Linked DNA regions of Homo sapiens: region 1 is linked to region 2. Evidence: read pairs that join two places in POLR2A ChIA-PET (ENCODE). Cell type or tissue: GM12878. All regions are shown on one strand.

The links. Peaks named below come from ENCODE experiments on the same cell type or tissue, not always from the same donor. Only the 100,000 strongest peaks of a DNase experiment are listed, where the experiment ranks them.
Region 1: POLR2A ChIA-PET joins it to region 2 with 6 read pairs; 5 of 35 experiments call an interaction of 5 or more read pairs at or near these places.

What each region holds. Positions count from the first base shown.
Region 1 is chr2:213,162,789-213,166,788 of GRCh38, forward strand. The region is part of intron 1 of LINC01953 (long intergenic non-protein coding RNA 1953); the gene reads right to left. Among named protein-coding and RNA genes, the nearest start is that of LINC01953, 2.9 kb to the right of the region's middle. In GM12878, no CTCF peak of the experiment used is centred here; no DNase peak of the experiment used is centred here; H3K27ac peaks cover 2,514 bases.
Region 2 is chr2:213,075,181-213,079,180 of GRCh38, forward strand. The region is part of intron 4 of IKZF2 (IKAROS family zinc finger 2); the gene reads right to left. Among named protein-coding and RNA genes, the nearest start is that of IKZF2, 74 kb to the right of the region's middle. In GM12878, no CTCF peak of the experiment used is centred here; no DNase peak of the experiment used is centred here.

The sequences.
Region 1 (4,000 bases), 88 kb after region 2:
AAAAAATTCTAAGCTGGAGTCACCCCCCACTAGCTTCCCACTATGTTCTGCAGGAATATCAGAGTATTGGAAATGTTATAGCAGTTTGAAAACTATCCCCCTAGAACAGTATTTTTCAAATGCCTGGTTGTAACCCATTAGCAGGCTGTGTGTATTTAGTCAGTCATAACCAGCATCTAAAAACAAAATAGAATCGAATACAGTACGTTTATCACACACAACAAAGATAAATAAAAGGTAACTTTTTGTATCAGAGGTATATCTATCTATCTATCAATTGGCTCACCATGTAAAAGCTATTTTTACTCCCTATGGATTACAGGGTCAAAAGAAGACTGAAAGCTACTGGCCAAGAGAATGGATAAACAAATTGAAGTGTATCATTTCATTGAAATATTGCACAGCAACTAAATACTACAACAAATACATATATATACACACATACATATATATGTACTACATAAATCAATACATATATAAATACATAAATACCACCACAAAAATCCCTAAAATATTATACAGGGTAAGATAAGTGAATTGTTAAAGGATTCTCATATAAATTGTTAATACTTAAAAACATAGAAAACAATATGTATTGTTTTTGTACATATGTATATGTAGTAAAAGTATTATAAAAGAAAGACACCACTTTTGGAATAGCAGTAACCTCCAGGGTGAAAGAGAGGAGGATGAGATGCATCTGCAACGTTTGATTTCTTAATAAACACAATTCTAGAAGACAGGAGACCTTTATTCTAATTCTGACTCTGCCATTACCTGACTGTTTTACTCTGATTGGGTGACTTCATTGCTCTTGTCCTTGTTTCTTCCTATGTGAAATGAAGGGATAATACCAGAGAATGATCAAAGAGTCAGGCTGGAAGGAGAAGTGGATTTGTGTAATGAAAATATTTACTCATCTAATATTTAACTCATAGAATTTAAATGATTACTCAAAGTTAACCAGCTAGCTAATGGTAGAACTCAGGCTAGATAGAGAGAAGTCATCTGGAATCATAGTGTTTCATTCTCTACCCTGTAATTATGCCTTTGATGAAAGATAAAAGGACATGGCATCATTTTATGTAGGATGGTAAAATCAAGAGATTACCATTATCCTCATCTTACTATATGAAGTGGGCCTTGTGACCTATGCTACTGAAGGAGAGAATGAATATTTTGAAAAGGCCAAATATAATCGAATGTGTATATGTTTTCCCCGTTAAATTTTAAAAGCAGTGAAGATCACTGTCAAGTGAACCTTTAGTTTAGCTATGTTTTATCTTAAATAATTGATAGTAGCCTCTAGTCCTTTGATTTATAAATGGGAAAACATGAAATAGTTATTTTTAAGAGTGATTTATGGCTACTTTTGAAGCTGGTTGATTGATTTATCCACCAGTACTTCCTACAAGAATTCGAATTCAGGGTAAATTCAGAAAATAATAAGAGAAACTAAGATGCAAAGGGGAAAGAAAAATATCAAGAAATCTTGGTTATGAAAAAGCCACAATTGAACACAAAACTTACTTCTGCAAACATAGTAATCAGATAAAAGAGGAAACACAGTGTTGGTTACATAGCTCATATTGTCTGGGAAGGCTGTGAAATCATCAGCCCAGATTAAAAAAAAAAAAAAAATTCCAGGTCAGTACTCCAAGAGGAATTTGACCCAGGGGATACTGGCAAAAGTACCATTGGCTATATAATTATCAAGATCTTTCAATCCAGAAGGCCTGCTGTCAAATCCAGGCTCCTATGATTTACTCTGTTACTTAACAGTTGGACAAGTTTCTTAATAGTCTCAGTTTTCTCATCTGTTAATAGTAGATGAAAATAATAAAACTTACCTAAGTTTTGTTTTTAATATGGTTTACATGAGTTAATATTTATAGTTGATCAAATCAAGTCTTAGAGCAATGCCTCATTCATGGCTAAGGGTTTTATTTGCATTTCTTTGATAAGCAAATGAATATTCTAAATAGCAGTTTTACAAAGAACATTCTTAAATTAGTGTGATTGAAATTATTACAGTTAATTATTGCAGTGACATAAAAGCTGATCATTGTTTTGTAACTTAATTTTCTTTTCTTTTCTTTTTTTTTTTTTAAGAGAGTCAGGATAGCTCTCTGTTGCCCAGGCTGGGGTACAGTGTTGTGACTATATAGTTCACTGCAGCCTCGAACTCCTGGGCTTGAGCAATAATCCCACCTCAGCCTCCCGAGTAACTGGGACTACAGATGTGCACCACCACATCTGACTAATTTCTAAAAAAACTCTTTTAGAGATGGGGGTCTCTCTATGTTGCTCAGGCTTGTACCTTAACTTTATATTGATTTCCTTCCCAATATTTAAAAACCTTTTCCCAAATGTCTGATGTCATTTTTTTAAACGAACAAATCAAACTAATGAAAAACATATTTTCTTCCACATCAGAGTGCCTATTTCTTACGCTTGCTCTTCAAAATGTAGTACCCCAAATAACATATATCAGATTCAAATTTTTCTATCCAGACCTTGGTCAACTCTAAATTAGAGCATTTGTATAATGTAAGTGCCTAGAAAAACCTCACATAGCAACAATCAGCTGAACTAACCTATGCTTACATAGGGAGTGCAAAGTTTAGGACAACCTGCCAACTAAGTTTTCTCCTCCAAGGACTAAAAATTGCCTAGTTTTTGTTTGTTTGCCCTCATTGGGAGTCTTTAAAATGAAAAATTTTTGCTTAAGCATTTTTAAATGAAATCAGATCAAATATGCTCAAAAAAACTATAGACAAAAACCTATGTATATGGAAAGACAATATAGTCTGTTACACTTTATTTATATACAGCTTTAATTCTGTTAAATTGCTACACCACATTTTTATTTTTGCCCCTGAACTATGCTGATACCATATGTTATAAATGAATGCTTTGTGATTCCCTTTAGGTTAACTTATTTAGCACCTACTATCTACATCAATAATGTTATCATTTATCTCAATAAAATATATTTTTTCTTGTATGTGTATCTTATCTACACTGCTATGTTAGAGCAATTTTAGAGAAAGACTCAGTCAACTGTTTTTATAGTGCTCTTATTTCTTAATACAGTGCTTTAAACAGATTTGGTACTATATTTGTAATAAAAATTATCATAGAGATAAAACCCTTCATCAATAAAGTGTTATAAAATATTCCACTGCTGTCTAATCATTCATTCATTAAAAAGCACTTTCAATGCAGTTTCCTTTCTCTTTTTCTAAATTCAAATACCGACGTTCTTTTTAAATTTAGGCCTTTGCACTTTGTCTAAATTGACCAAGCTATTATGGTCTTCTGTAGTTCTTAAACAAACATCTCTTTGGTGTCTCTTAAATCTTTTCAGTGTTTATAAAAAGGCTGTCAAGTGTTTTTAGCCTCTTTTCAGAATTTATATTATCATAGTCTTTCAGTTCCTAATATACAACTCAAACACTGGTGTTCATTTAGAGTACTATCTTCATACTATGTACTTTAAAAAAAGTGAGCTTATGTCTTAAAATAGTATATGACTTCAATATGATAGCAGAACTAAAACTAGGATTAAAGTCTAGCATTCAGAAACACCTGTTAACTTATTCTCAATTTCTTTTAACTCAGGCTACAGAACATAGTGAACTTTTACTTTTTTCTTGTTTATTTTTACTTGTTTTTCTATCATATAATTCTCATAATATTTTTTATTTCTAAATAAAAAATTAATTTTGACAGTAAATTGAATGTAAAATTGGACATACATACACTTAACAGTAACGCAGAATTGTAGCACAATGTATCTTGGTCTTAATGTTTAATGTTTTCATGTAAAAGGTTATTTGGTGGTAGATTTCTTTAGGAGCAGGATCTTAGGAGCCATCAAAATAGTTAACTTATCTCATTTTCACTCAGTTCAAATCTCTCATTTAGTTATAGCAGAACTTAAAATTCTTATTTGCAAATCCATGTTGCAAACTGGATGGAAGTTTATTTTTCATTG
Region 2 (4,000 bases):
CCATTTATTAACATTAAATATGAAATAGTAAATCTCACTGGGAAAAGTTTTCTAAAAGCTAATCGCTGCTTTAGAGAAACAATCTATTGGCACATGCTGTATGTGTTTATGTTCATTAGCAAACTGGCCATTGCAATACTTCAAATTAGGGTATCAGCTGAAATATTAGGTTGATGCCAAAGTAACTGTGGTTTTTGCCATAATATTTAAAATGAACCAAGAAATAAATACAAATTCCAAGTACTTTCAAGTTATACTCAGTAGAAAAAATATATATCTTATCCTATATTTGAGTTCCCCCAATGTGGATGTTGTCATAATGTCATTAGTAGAAGTTTATTTTTTAAAGTGACAGTTTGCTCCAAATGTCACCTAAATAAATATTATTTATCAACTCTCATTTGAGAATCTGAATACAAGTATTAATTTTCTGAGGTCACACAGAAGTTTTCTTTTAACAAAACTAGAATCCTCAAAGGAAACATTTGATTAATTTTTCATTAATTGATATATACTGACACAATAACCATTAAGTAGTTTATGTTAAACACACCCAGTGTATTTTAACCATCCTCGTTTGGGTGAGAAATGAAGATAAAATATTTTCATGTGACCTCTATCTTGATATTATACAAGCACTGACATTCAAACTAAAGAATATGGAAAGAAGATTTTTGATTTTTCTCTGCCTGGGAATAATATTATCAAAGAACTCATAAAATAATCATAAGCAAATACTAAGAATACACCACCACCACACTCTACCAAATTTAGGTTAATGGCACATAGCAAAGAGCAGAGCAGATAAGGCATCACAGAAATTCATATACAAATTTAAAACACACAGACACACTAATGACTATGTTTTTAAATCACTGATTGTAAAAAAACAAATAATGTTTTCCCAACGCTTTCCTACACATCATGTAAACTAAACAGGATTTTTTTTAAACAGGCAGGGAAAAAAGTGAACGGAAGTAAACTTCATGAAACCCCATTACAAAACTAATGCTTTTCCTAGGGATAAAGTCATATGCACCATCACCTAGTTTTCCACTAGAAAAAAAAATAGAAAACTCTTTTTATAGAAATTCCATTTATTCTAAAACACCGAAACAAAACTACTATATAATCTCATTTTCTAAAATAATAAACACAAAATTCCTAAACATGTAATATAAACAAGAGAAGAATAAGACAGAGAACTATTTAAACACAAATAATGTGTAGTAGGCATAGAATCCCAACACAAAAATTAAACATGGTGGTTTGCGATACAGTTATACTGATATAACATCTATCGATCTATCTTCAGCAGTTGTACTTTATTTAAATTAAATGAAATATGTATGTGAAGTGCTTTTTAACTCCAAACGTAAATTCATATATTCACTGCTAGTTATTATAATATTTTTGGAATTAAATGTTTAATATAGAAAAGAGAATAAATGAGATATGTCATTTCCCTATACTTAATACCATGGAATATTTATCTTCAATTGTTTAGGATAAATTATGATATTTTAATTTAAAAGAAGCTTGAGAGATGTCCAACTTCCAAATTCTACATCCAAATTCTACAATTCACTATTAAGAAATGAAAGTCCAGCTACTCCGGAGGCTGAGGCAGGAGAAGGGCGTGAACCCAGGAGGCGGAGCTTGCGTGAGCGGAGATCGCGCCACTGCACTCCAGCCTGGGCGACAAAGCCAGACTCCGTCTCCAAAAAAAATAAATAAATAAAAGAAATAAAAGTATATGAACTTAGTGAGTCTGAAGACATACAACTAATATATAAATCATTTCAAGGAAAATTTTGGTTTCCTCAGAATAAAAGATTGTTACACACAGGTACAAGTTTACCAAAAGGACTGTGGAATATCTTTATGCAAGCTGCTTAATAATTATCCATCTTATATACATGAAATTCACTGAATCTGGTATAGAGAAGGCTTATTTTAAGGATTTTCTAGTGACTTAATTCTACATTTACAGAATTCTAACACCAAATGAATATGATAATAGTGAACAAATAAGTGTATTAATGTGTCACTTGTTTAAATCAGTGGTTCTTAAAATGTATCCATGAAAAGCACAAGTGTTATAGATATTAAATTGTAGTATTCCATAGCTCAAGTAAAATAATACTAGTCTTTTTTCCATCACAGAAATATGAATTTCTTGAACTTTCTGTATTTAAATTTTCTCTAATAATTTATATTAAACCACTGCCATGAACTACCTCTTATCTATAGTGAATGCTGTCAATCAACAAAATGAATGAAAATAGTAAGTAAGTATGAACTATAAAAATGGGAAACAATCTTAACATCTTTGCAATTTGTTTTTTAAATTTTTTTAATTGACCTTTGGGCTTCCAGTTCTGATACTATTCTATGTACTTTTTTTTTTTTTTTTTTTTTTTTTGAGACAGAGTCTTGCTCTCTCGCCCAGGCTGGAGTGCAGTGGTGCAATTTCGGCTCACTGCAAGCTCCACCTCCCAGGTTCACGCCATTCTCCTGCCCCAGCCTCCCAAGTAGCTGGGACTACAGGCGCCCGCCACCATGTCCGGCTAATTTTTGTGTATTTTTAGTAGAGACGGGGTTTCACCGTGTTAGCCAGGATGGTCTCGATCTCCTGACCTCGTGATCCACCCTCCTCGGCCTCCCAAAGTACTGGGATTACAGGTGTGAGCCACCGCACCCGGCCTATTCTATGTACTTATTTTTTTTAATCATGTTTACATTAGTTTGGAAGATAAAATTCTATCTATATTTCTCTCTAAAATCTAGCTTTGTTTAATCTATAACACAAGTGGGTTAGAGTAGAAGATTGCATATTCCTTTCCGTCTTAAGAGCTTTATGATCCTACTAAGGATCCCACTGATAAACGCACATATTCCTGTATCCTCAACTCTTCAAGTGTAAACAGATTATGTGTCCTTTAAAAAAAACAATTCATGAATACAAAGATTTATGTTTTGCTATATTATTTTAGAAGGGTAGAGAAATTGGCTGAAATTGCTAAGAAAACTTAAAAATGTAGACAGTAATATTTTATCTTCTGTTGAAAATGTTAAAAATGTACTTTCTATTTTTAACAAAGGTTTTTCTTCCCTTTTCTTAACATTAAATTAGTTCTCAATTCACAGCAACAATTACTATATTCTTTCCAGAAACAAAATCAGTATCCTACAGAGGTTATGAGAAACTCTTTTCTTTATGAGTTATATTATAATGTAACTCATACTTAAACAGTTTATTTAGTTCAGAGTGTTTTCAAATCTTCCATCTCAATAGATCTTCACACTAGAATATGAAGTAGGTGCTATTATTATCCCCAGTAAACGTACAAGAAAACTGAATCGCAGAAAACAGAATTATTTGAGCAAAATCACACAGCTAATAAGTAAGTTGAAGAGCAGGGCTTAGGTTTTGTTTTTTGCTTTGCCCTCTAAATACTGTGTTTCTTCATCCCTTTGAAAAGTGAGTCCAGAAGGGTAATTTTACATTTTAGTGAAATAGAGTGAGTGGCTACCTAATTTTGACAGTTCTCATTTATCTGTCTCATTAGCATGGACAGACCAGATGGACAACCCACCATATAGAAAGAAATTCTGCTGTCATTTCCTGCCAAACCAAAGTGATTCTTCTCTCCCATGTTAACCAACTGTGTTCACAACCAAACTGCTCTCTGAGTTTTCTGTTTCCAAACCTATGAGAAACAATAGTGGCATGGTGAGTACTAACTTCTGATATGTCAGGTTGATATGACAGTAGTACTAGCCCATCATTGTGACGTTAAATCTATTGAAAAATAAACCTTAAATACAGCATTTGTTGTTGCTGCTATTGTTGTTGCTGTCTAATTTTCTCTTTTTTGTTGAGGGAGAAGGGGGAGAAGGTCTATAAAGAAGAGTCTTGGTTGGGTGTCATGGCTCATGCCTGTAGTCCCAACAGTTTGGGAGCCTGGGTAGATCACTTGAGCCCACTGGTTCAAGA